3 separate regions of the Homo sapiens genome follow, and regions 1 and 2 are each linked to region 3. Evidence: chromatin contacts called from ENCODE Hi-C or POLR2A ChIA-PET data. All regions are on one chromosome and are shown on one strand. Each heading gives the region's core, a stretch centred on a gene start or an enhancer-like site at or near the end of the contact. The rest is flanking DNA. Distances are from core to core; before and after follow the strand shown. Region 1 holds the start of RALB (RAS like proto-oncogene B). Region 2 holds the start of PTPN4 (protein tyrosine phosphatase non-receptor type 4). Region 3 holds the start of ACTR3-AS1 (ACTR3 antisense RNA 1).

What was found. Hi-C counts contacts between places; a loop is a spot of excess contacts on that map. ChIA-PET counts read pairs that join two places held with the same protein, here RNA polymerase II (POLR2A). Pooled maps may share reads with other maps.
Region 1: a loop to region 3 is called in a pooled map, with 10 times the contacts of the local background. The contact joins the promoter of RALB here to the promoter of ACTR3-AS1 in region 3. A Hi-C loop is called at or near these places in 4 of 50 pooled maps.
Region 2: a loop to region 3 is called in a map of CD8-positive, alpha-beta T cell, with 25 times the contacts of the local background. The contact joins the promoter of PTPN4 here to the promoter of ACTR3-AS1 in region 3. A Hi-C loop is called at or near these places in 1 of 168 maps with a recorded cell type or tissue (CD8-positive, alpha-beta T cell) and 7 of 50 pooled maps. POLR2A ChIA-PET finds 5 or more read pairs at or near these places in 1 of 52 experiments (B cell).

What each region holds. Positions count from the first base shown.
Region 1 is chr2:120,250,875-120,254,210 of GRCh38, reverse strand. It overlaps RALB (RAS like proto-oncogene B), which reads right to left and starts at 1,359. Exons shown (of 5, transcript NM_002881.3): 1 at 1,231-1,359. RefSeq lists an enhancer at 307-576 and a silencer at 1,077-1,666.
Region 2 is chr2:119,758,209-119,761,963 of GRCh38, reverse strand. It overlaps PTPN4 (protein tyrosine phosphatase non-receptor type 4), which reads right to left and starts at 2,042. Exons shown (of 27, transcript NM_002830.4): 1 at 1,580-2,042. LOC101927764 (a long non-coding RNA gene) reads left to right here and starts at 2,250. Exons shown (of 4, transcript XR_007087215.1): 1 at 2,250-2,332. RefSeq lists enhancers at 1,186-1,810, 2,081-2,340, 2,057-2,351 and silencers at 1,541-1,840, 2,391-2,500.
Region 3 is chr2:113,888,953-113,892,329 of GRCh38, reverse strand. ACTR3-AS1 (ACTR3 antisense RNA 1) reads left to right here and starts at 1,338. Exons shown (of 5, transcript NR_110174.1): 1 at 1,338-1,437. It overlaps ACTR3 (actin related protein 3), which reads right to left and starts at 2,241. Exons shown (of 12, transcript NM_005721.5): 1 at 2,007-2,241. The coding sequence starts at 2,050. LOC124906071 (a long non-coding RNA gene) reads left to right here and starts at 2,563. Exons shown (of 3, transcript XR_007087205.1): 1 at 2,563-3,377. RefSeq lists enhancers at 1,301-1,480, 1,531-1,580, 1,663-2,318, 2,351-2,440, 2,561-2,870 and silencers at 1,711-1,970, 2,211-2,270.

The DNA.
Region 1 (3,336 bases), core at 110-2,609, 6.4 Mb before region 3:
CTCAGAGGGGGAAAGATCGTGCTCCACATCACAACACCGGTAAACTCTCAGAACCTGCATCAAACCCAGGTCTTCAAACTCACCCCTCCTGTTTTTCCCAATATGCAGTGCTACCTTTCATGGTCGGCCCATTTCTGGGAACTTCGATACTGTGCTTCTATTGCTCCAGGTTTAAGGAGCATTCTGAGCCTTGACCGGTTCTGAGCTTTGACATCCAACAATCTTATGGCTCTGCTTGGAACATCAGTCATTGACACCTCTAAAAGATTCACTATCCCCTCTGATACTCCATGCCCACCATCCATCCCCAAAACTTCAGAAGAAATGAGGTTAGGAAACCAGGACAGAGCAGAAAGTGCACTGTTCTACAAGGGCTGAAGATGAGTCACAGGTAACCCAGATGAGCAATCAGCCAAGTCTCTTCCACGGCCAATTCATTCAGTCCGCCAGGCACAAGCACTTCTCTCCCGAAGACTCACCTGATAAGAACACCAAAGTTCCAACGTTTCTCGTTGGAAATGAGCACAGAGAGGACACTGCTCACACAAGCAGTGTGGACGCAGCAAGCTCCGCGCCCCGCAACCCTGCACCGAGCACGGTTAACCTCACACTCCCACAGGCGGCAAGAACCGGGACGGCGATGCCCAGTCCAGGCGCTTCCCCTTAGAAGCCCCTTCGCCGCTGGCCCCTATCAGAAAGGAAAGGGGAGGAGGCTGGGGGAGAAACAACTTTATGCTCATTTGCAAGACAGGACCAAAACAAAACCAGCAAACCGAAGCCCTTTAGGAACACCGCCCAGTTCACGGCGCGTGCAAGTTCCGAGGGCAGTTAAGTTTTTGCAACACTTCCCAGCCCTGACCCTGCCCAAGCCGCGGCCGGAGGACTGAGGAAGTGGACGGTCCCGAGCGGGAGGCCCGCGGCAGGAAGTGGAAGCAGAGCCATCTGCGGGATAGGGAAGGAACCGCGGCTACAAGGGAGAGGCGGAGGCCGCCCCCACTTCCTCAGCCCCAGGCAGCCCAGGAAGCCGAGACTCCCCCAGGGAGTCCTCCCGGAGCGGAGCGGGGCCGCTGCCGGGGCGTCGCCCTCCGCCGGCCTCGGGGCGCGACATGTCCTGCCGCCGCCCGGCCACAGCCCGGCACGGAGGGAGCAAGAGGCTGCGGGCGTGCGGCGTACCCCACTCCCCAGCCCGCGCCCCACCCCGCCCGGGGCCCGCGGGCGCCGCGCCCTTACCAGGGACCAGTCCCGCCGCCTCCGCCGTCCGCACCCGGCCCGCAGCTCTTAAACGCGCCCCGCCCCCTCCCGGGGCCGGACCCCAGCCGTCCTCCACCGATTTGTCATTGAGCTGCCGGGCTCGCTTTCCCACCCCCCGAGCGCGCCTCCGGCGTCGCCTAGGCAACCCCTCCTCTCGAGAGCGCGCCCTCGCTTCCGTTCTTGCCCTCTCCTCGGAAGCCACGCCCGTCGGGGGGCTGTCAGCCAATCCGAGGCTGATTTTCCAAGCAGCGGGCGGCCGGGGAGGAGGTTTCACCAATGAGAAGCTGCCCCAGGCACGGGGGGGCGGGCCCAGCGCGCCTGCCCCGTCCCCCTCTGTTTCTCTCTCTGCCCCTCGGACACGCAGCTGGTAACCCTGCGGCAGTGGAGGAGCTGCCCGCCGGTATTGAGGGCGGGTGCGGGTGCACAAGGTGGGGCGCCAGTTGTGGGATTCAGGCCAGGGCTAGGACGAAGTAATGGAAAGCAAAAGCGAAGGACAGACCTGATCATACAGAAACAGAAGAAAATTACGAGGTGGCGAAGAGTGCTGGAGCGCGGCGATGGGGATGCCGCCCGGGGGTCTTGGGGCGGGACTCCACCTGCCGCCACCACTCGCTTCGCTGATGACATCCCATTAGCAGTAATGGAGTTAGTGAGTGCATGGCGGAGACTGGACCCAGGCCGCCTACAAGGGCCAGAATCCCACCCCAGCCATAGCCTCGAGGCAGGAAGTGCAGTGGGCAAGCTCCCTGCCAAAGCCCAGGAACGTGTGATTTTGTATCCAGTACAGCTTCATCTCGGTGGATTTTCCTTCCTAACCACCTCCTCCTCCACAGGTTTTGTGACCGTGCTGACCCCTACGCAGACCTCATGAGAGTCACAAGCCATCGCAACTGACAGTTTAAACGTCTGCCTCTTATCTCTAAGGGAGGGAACTATCTCTTATGCAATGTGATATCCATGGCTGCTAGCACAGTGTAATTAATTCTTTCATTGTTGATCATTGTAAGTTAGGATGCATGTGTATACTATATTGGAGGCTTTGGGCCATGATTAGATTGCTATGTATCTACCAGATCCAGTCCCTCCATCAGCATCTATATCAAAAAGCACAGAAGCTTTACCTTAGTCTTAAGTGACCAACTTAACAAAAAAGTGCAATCAGAAGAATATCCTAGTGTTAGCCTACTAAGTATTCTGTTTTTACCATTCTCATTCACATTTAAAACTTTTATTGAGTGCTAATCGTATGACAGACACTTTGCTAGGTACAGTAAGGAGATGGGGTAGGAGGCTTCTCAAAGAGGAAGCTCCCTAGTATTTATAACCTAGAAGAGGAATCAGACCCAAACCTTTTCTTACGGAGTAACAGTTAAGTGCACAGGTTTGGAGTCTGGAAGCATAGGATTAAAGGAGGGCTCTACCTTGTGACTAGCAGTTACTTAATTAGGAAACTACTTCTGTGGGCTTTAGTTTCACCAGCTGCCCAATAGCAGCACCTCCATGCTATAGGTAAGAAGATGTACATGCAAGTCCACATAGAGCTCTCAGTACAGTGCTAGGAACTTGGTGAGTGCCTCAGGAATGTGAGCTTACATTAGTGATTGCCACCAGAGGCCACGATGTACAGTCAAGTGTGTGATCACCAATCTGGTACAGCCTTATCTCCCAAAGCCCATCTGTATCAAGTGTGACCGCGTGCAGCCTGGTGGAAAGGGCCTGCTGTGGTGGTACCCTTTGTCAAATGCAAGTATAGAGAGGAGAGCAGCTGCAGCAGCCTACCCAAGTGAAAAGGGTATGATAGTTGAGGGAACAGGGTCAGAAATCAGGCCACAGGCCAGGATTCTACTGTTCCCACCTGCCCCCCATCCCCTAGGACCCACAGCAGATGCAGGAGGTTTCCCCACCTTTTCTGGGGTGCTGAAGTGCCATTCCTTTGCATTGGTAACAGGATGCACAGGGCTTTCTGAGAAATGCTGCTTTCATTCTCTGCCTGCCTAGAACTCGGAGGGGTCCTACTGGGACTCCTCCAGCAGGATCATCTATTCAGATCCTGGACATGCCAGACCCTGAGCTGTGCAGTATATT
Region 2 (3,755 bases), core at 793-3,292, 5.9 Mb before region 3:
ATACCTACAGCTCTGAAGCTAAGATGTTAGAAAATGGGCAGTAAGAAAAATCACATCCTCGTCTATTACTACTTTTGAGGAACTCGTGATTTTCTAACTTAATAAACATGGACCTACTCAATTAATATTTTTAAAAACTACAAAATAGTGGTGCCTCCTTGGATTTTAAAAACCTCTTGCCAAATTTTTAAAACAGACTGGCAACATGACAAACATTCCCATGTACAAAATAGACTGTTTCTCTTATAAATCACTGAAGATTATGATACTATGGGACCGTGCGTGTTTCAATGCAAAATGTAACAAAGATATGTGTACCATAAAAAATGCGAAGAGACATAAAAATTGCTTTTGTGGTAATTGGAGCATAAATTTATTCTAACAAAAAAACAGTGATGTCCACAAAATGATCACACTTACGAGCTAGTGAAGAGGTTCTGTAGAATACACAAACTTCTGCTTACGAGTTTTTTCTTTAAAAGAAAGCTGAATTTATATTAGTCAAATTCAAGATTTAGATGATATACCTAGCTCTATTCCATTAAGCACAGTTTAGGCTCTGAACAATCCTTTATTTTAAGGCCATCTCCTTCCCCCTTAAAATTGAAAAAAAATTTTTTTCCTCTGGCACGTTAAAGTTCAGAAAACCAAGATTTAAAAATGCCCTGGCTTTTACTGTTCCAGTCTTCTTTCTACTCTAATTGTCTTTTGCAAGTCGGACACATTGGCCTTTTATCTTTCTCCATAAATATGTTTTAAATGTGACCAATCAGCTGTACTGTTTCAACTGGGCCCAAGATCTGGACACAGAAACTTAGTATTACTGAAACCTCTTATTCGAAAAGCAGCTGGCATATTGCAGATGCATAACAAGTTATCCTAGAACAGGCGTTTTGAAAAATCCTACAAATCGTCCTTGTACATACTGATGTCACTACATGATGCAAGCCCAGACATAAAATCTTCCACCCTAAGTTTTGCAGAAACATCCACACATCACCTGTGCAACTGTAAGCTGTTCCATTTTATGGAAACCCTGCGAAATGCATCACTGTTTACCCACATCTCAACTTTTTTTTTTTTTTTTTTTTTGGCTCAACTACAGATTCCCAAATACAGGTATATACTGGTAGAATCATAACAGGCTTAAAACTTCAATGGTAGGAATAGTTGGCTCATGCAGCGTGCAAGAAGCGCTCATATGAGCCAAAAAAAAAAAAAAAAAAAAAAGGAATTCTACCAGCAATGGAAAACTCAAGATTCCAAAGCTTTACCTAGAGTTTAGGTACTGGGAACATTCCATCTCCGCACCTATTCCATCCCTTGGCCCTTCGCTGACCCATAACAGAGATTCCAACTATAACCCCCGCAAAAGCAGAGGTCCCAGGAAGAAAGGAAAGAAAGCGTTTTTTTGTTTGTTTGTTTGTTTGTTTTTGTCCTTTTTTCCTTCCTTTCAAATCATCCTCGTACCTCCGGCTTGCCCCACCTGGCTCACCTCCCAGGAGCCACACATGCAGGTAAGAGCCTCCCGTTCAACGTGCAGGGCCGAGAGGCCGGCGGGGACCGGAGAACCTCTTACCTTCGTATATCACAGCCGCGTCCTCTCGGCTGGAGAAAAAAAGCCTCGAGGCCCCGGCGCGCAGAGGAGAAGCGCGTCCTCCGTGCCGCTCCGGGGGGCTACCTCAGCGCCCCCCGAGCAGCCGCCGCCGCAGCGGTCGCGCCACGACCCGGAGCCGCCAGCACCACCTCATGCTGCTGGGCAGCCGCGGGCCGGCGCCGCTGGGGAGGTGGCAGGGAGGCGGGCAGCCGGCGACCTCTCCTACCTCCCTGCAGGGATGAGATAATCCACACCCCCAAAAGTGCGTGGGGGAGGGGGCCTGGCCCCAATCCTCCGACCCCGCGGCCAAAGCCAAGTCTCTTTCCTCTCCCGCTCAGGCCCAATTCCGGCCCCTGGGACCCAGGAGTCCTGAGAGAACAATGTTGGTGGTGGGGCGCGAGGAGCGGAAAAGCGCACTGCGCGGCGTGAGCTGGCGGGTAATCCTGGGCAGCGTTTGTGTGTGAGAGTGCAAGAGGAGCTCAGTCACCCCCCTCCTTCTCCACCTCCTCTTCCTCCCCCTCCTCCTCCTCTATCTCTTCCTCCTCCCTCAAGCACACCCCCTCTCCTAGGCCGCAGCATAGCAACCGAACATGGCGGCTGCGCAGGCGCCGCCAGTCAGTGGCCAGGAGCGGCGGCGGCAGCAACAGGAGGCGATCTCGCGAGAGGCGAGGCCAAAACCCTGCCTCGCTAGCGCAGGGAGAAGTCGCACCAGTCGGAGCGCAGAGGGACACGCAGGTGCGAGAGAGAGCGGCCTAGGAGGATTGGGAGGGCGGATTGGAGGGGGGAGGCGGAGCGCTGTGGCCCCCGCCCCGCAGCCGCGTCGCGATTGGTTGTTTGGACTGCGACCCCTGCTGCACCCACTGACCGCAGGGACCGGATAGTGGGCAAGAAGCGTGTGTTAAAAGGGAAAACCAGACCAGTTGGCAGCAGGTCGCCCCAACCTCAGTGCTCCTGGAGGATATAGGTTTTGGGGGGCAGTTTTGAATCATTTCCTCTCCTAAACGTAGGCTCCAAAACAAAGCCTCAGCAACCAACCTGCGTTTATAAAACAAACGTTCGGGGGCTCCTTCTGTGTGCCTGGAACGGTGTGCTTTTTAAAATTTAATTCCTTCTAATAACATGAATTTGGTGTTATCACGCCAGGGTTTTTAGCCAGGTGCATTATAATATTTTATTGGTGATACAAACTTATTGGTAATACCACAGTTGCCTACTGGCGAATGATCTCAGCTGAAATGGAGGAAGAAGGGATTTGGGGACCGCCACACTTCCTTTTTGCCCAATTTTTGTTAGTGCCCTTTTCTGTCGCCAGGCGCCTTCTTTGTCCTTCCTTGCTCTTAGCTTGAGCATCCTATCAGAGCCTACCTTTATAAAGACGATCTTTCAAAAACCACTTTCCCAAGCCGACAAAATGACTACAAATCAGGGGAATGTGAACAAATCTGGAAAAGACAGAAATTTCTATTGACTCTCTTCTCCCTCACACCTGTTAGTTTTTCCATTTGAAAAAGGCAACTTGTCAATCCATGTTTCCAGCTTTACTTCCTTCACTTGCTTTTCTTCCCAGATCTCTGTTGTAGCCAGTGCTCATTCATTCCTCCCTAAATATGCATTCCTGCCTCTGACTCTCCATTTTGTCTTTGATCATGCCATTCCCTCTGCTAAAATGCTCTTCACCTCATTGTCATCTGTCAACATCCAGTCATCCTCCAACCAAAGATCATATGAGACTTCCACCAGAAATTGAATGTTTCATATAAATAGAATCATACAATATGTAATTTTTGTTTAGAGGCAAGGTCTCGCTATGTTGTCAGGCTGGTCTCCAACTCCTGGGCTCAAGAGATCATCTTACCTTAACCTTCGGAGTAGCTGGGATTACACATGTGAGCCACATGGCTTACATGTAGTCTTGTGTCTGGTGTTAAGCAAGACACAAAAGTTCCTGAGTGGAACTTCCCCTGCAAGTCACCAGGATGGACCCTTTGAAGTTACCAATACTCACCATTATTCCTTGAAAAATCTGAGTTCACCTTAAATCTACCTGCCTGCAACCCTGGAAAGAGAAGAAGCAATTATTGTCCTTAAAAAAAAGAGAGAGAGAGCTTTAGACTGTGCCCCAGGCTCACATGGGCCCACTGAAAATTGAATTGGGAAA
Region 3 (3,377 bases), core at 89-2,588:
ACACTATTGTGATAATCGTAATTTTAAAACAGAAATAGCCTAGGTTAAATTGAACCCCTCTTCCCGATCCTACTGGTCATTCAGCATGTTTTAAATTCAAGGTTGCCCTTTAGGAAAGGAGGTCACTTAAGGACAGTTTATCTCAATGAAACATCTTGTATACTAATTCGAAACTATTTCAAAAGGGGGAAAATGGAGATTAGAAAAGTAACATACTACTTGAGATGTTACCATATTATTTCTCAGGGCCACAATTATTTACACTATTTTTTTGAAAACGCAGTAATTTCTAAAGCATTAATTATGTAGCAATATTCGTCACTTTAACAAAACACATTTGAAAAGTCCTATCCTACTGACTCAGGCCAAATCTAATTTTAAAACTGAACCTAGACATAAAAATACTCACCAATTAGACTAAGAAGGGAGAAATAAAAAAAATTATTGGTTCAGAGAAATGAGACTGAATTAAGGAAAAACTTTTAAATAAAGTGTTCATCAAAAAAATACATAGAAGTTCCAAGGCTAGTGTTTTCCTAGGAGAATATTAAGAAGTTGGTGGTTTCTCTCTACCTAACTGGGATTTTAGAAACTGCCACACTAGCTAGTTATGAGAATGAAGATTAAAGAAATTTCACATAAAGAGTGAAGGACACACAATCTTTTAAGTAACAATAATGAAATCAATAATTATAATTAATAATAAAAAAAAAAGCCTGACAGTCCACCTCTTACTGACTTCCCCCTCAAAAAAAAAAAACTGGGAGTGTTCTGGGAATTGGAGAGATGTCATCAGCACAGAAAAAAAAACCACTTTCCTATATGTCATCCTGAAGCAGTGATTCTACATAAAAATAAGGGTAGTCTATTCTCTATGCAGTTATGAGTGTGGTACAACTCTCTAAAACGTCTATTAATACAAAATGAACGACCACACTTTAAAGCCACTCTACATTTTCGCAAACTACCCTACATATCTACGAGTAACTATTTGCAACTTAAACACCCTCCTATATACCTCTATACCTTCCTGCTTCCTTCAAGATACCATCACAGAATGAACGAATACAACTTAAATTAGTTTATTTTCCAGGGTGCTTCCTTTCCCCCACTCCATGAAACATAAGTACATTTTTTTAAGTCATATAAATGGACACCAAGCACCGGTAATTCAGTCTCTTTAAAACCTGCTTAAAAGTTCTAGTAAGATGTGCTCAGGTTGGAAACTAAAAACTACCTTATAAGGGTATAAAAGACTGAAAGCAGGAAGCGGCTTTGACAAAACTAAGGAAGTTGCAGCGCGCTTGCTCACTGGGGGACTTTTTTGAGGCTACAGAAGTAACACATGACATCTTTCTCCCTCGAATTAAAATGTGACTTGGTTCACCGGTTAAAACGCAGAGGGAGATGGAAATGACCAGGAGTCGAAAGGAGAAGGTGGGTGGTCAAATGAAAGCCCCACTGTAGGTTCCCATTTTCAGAGTCCGATTCTTCCCTTTCCCCACCCACACCCTGGGCAGAATGTTGTCACAGCGATCTTGTCAAACCTACCAGGAGCGCTTCTCTTTTCTAGCTCCCCTGCCAGGCCAGTCCCCGAGCTCGGCCCCTGGGTCCCCAAACCGACTGGCAAAAACGGGCGCGGAGGGAAAGGAAAGCCGGATGGGTCGGGCCCGGGGACCACCCCCAAGACGACCGTCCCCAGCGCCCTTTGGGCGGCGCTGCCCACCGTAGTGGGGGAAGGGCCGGGAGGGGTCGCGCGGAGAAAGCCGCTGGGAGGGTTGGGGGTTGAATCTCGGGCCCGCGCCCCCGCCCCAGTCCCAGGAGGGAGAAACGAGGGGACCCGCGAGGCCCTGGCTGCGGGCCCCACCCCTCGCTGGCCGGCGGGTCTAGGACTGACAGCCGGCGGCGGCACCTCGCCGCACCATTCATTTCCCGGCCTCCTCCCTCCCCCGCCATCTTCCTTCCTCCGCCTCAGTTTCCCCACCCCCGCCCGTAAGCCCCCTTACCCCGTGCCACAGTCCACCACACAGGCCGGCAGCCGTCCCGCCATCTTCCTCCTCGCCTGCTGCTGCTGCTGCCGCCGTCTGCTCCGTGCTGCTAGGGGCCAGAGATTGGCGGCGGGAGACAAGGGCTATCTGACCATCCACAGCTGGGCCGCCTTCACCGTCCGGGGGGTAGCCGGGAAGCCGAAGCAGTAGCAAGAAAGCAGCAGGCTCGGTCGGCGGCTATCACTTCCGCAACCCAGGCAGGCAGGCAGTCCCCGCCCTGCCCCGCCGCGGCCTCCTCCCCCTCTCTCTTCCCTCCTCCTCACTCCTGCCCCCACCCTACAACTTCTTCCCCTCACGCCGCCTTTCCCCGGGAAGCCAAGATGGCCGCCGGTGCCGACGCCCCGGCCAGGCCAGGCCCAGGCCCCCAGCGCTCCCCCTTCCGCTCCGAGCGGGAGGGGCTAGCGAGCATGCGCAATAAGGTACGTTCGCCTGCCTGGGCTCCGATCCTGAAGTTGGTGAAATCCACTGCGGGTTTTCCAGGAGTGTAGAGGCGGAGAAGTCTATCCGAGCTTCCAGTTCTGCTTCTGAAGCTGGAAGGGGCTTTTCGGTTGTAACCCTTGGGTTAGTTTCAGTTACTTCTTTGCTAGGTTGAGGAAAGGGTGGAAGCGCCTCCTGCAGCCACGAATATCCTCCAGTGCCTGAGAGAAAACGGCCTAATCGAAAACGTCCGCGGCATACATCCATTCTTAAAACTTGAGTGGCTGCTTTTCTGGGTGGAAAAGAGCGGTATCAGACAGGGTGAGCAGTCGGGGAACGGATGAACAAAGACTTGCACCGTGGCCCTGATGCCTTTGTTCCGAGTTCTATTCAGTTGTACTTGTGCGTTGTTACAGGACTTTAGAATGCAGCCCTGCCCCCCAACCCCCACCTCCCAGGGCCGACCTGTGCTCCTAGGAAGGCAAACCTCCCAGGAATATATTCTGCATAACTATACAAATAGGCCTTTATTCAAGGCTTTTGGATTATGACAAAGATTACCCTCAGGAGTAGTAAGATTCTACTAGCAGGATAATAGAAAGGATTAAGGCTCCCCTCCAAAGAAAATTTTTTTAAGTTAGAAACGGAGGCGAGCCGCAGTGGGTCATGCCTGTAATTTCAATGCTTTGGAAGGCCGAGGTGGGAGGATAGGATAGCTTGAGGCTAGGAGTTCGAGACCAGCCTGGGCAACATGGGGAGACCCCCCCCCATCCCTCCAAAAAAGAAAAGAAAACTGGAAAGCCTTAAAGAAACCTTTCAAACTTTAGTGTGTATCAGAATTACCTGAAAGGTTTGTTAAAACAGATTGCTGGGCCATACCCCCAGAATTCTCTGACTGGGCTATCGGAAATA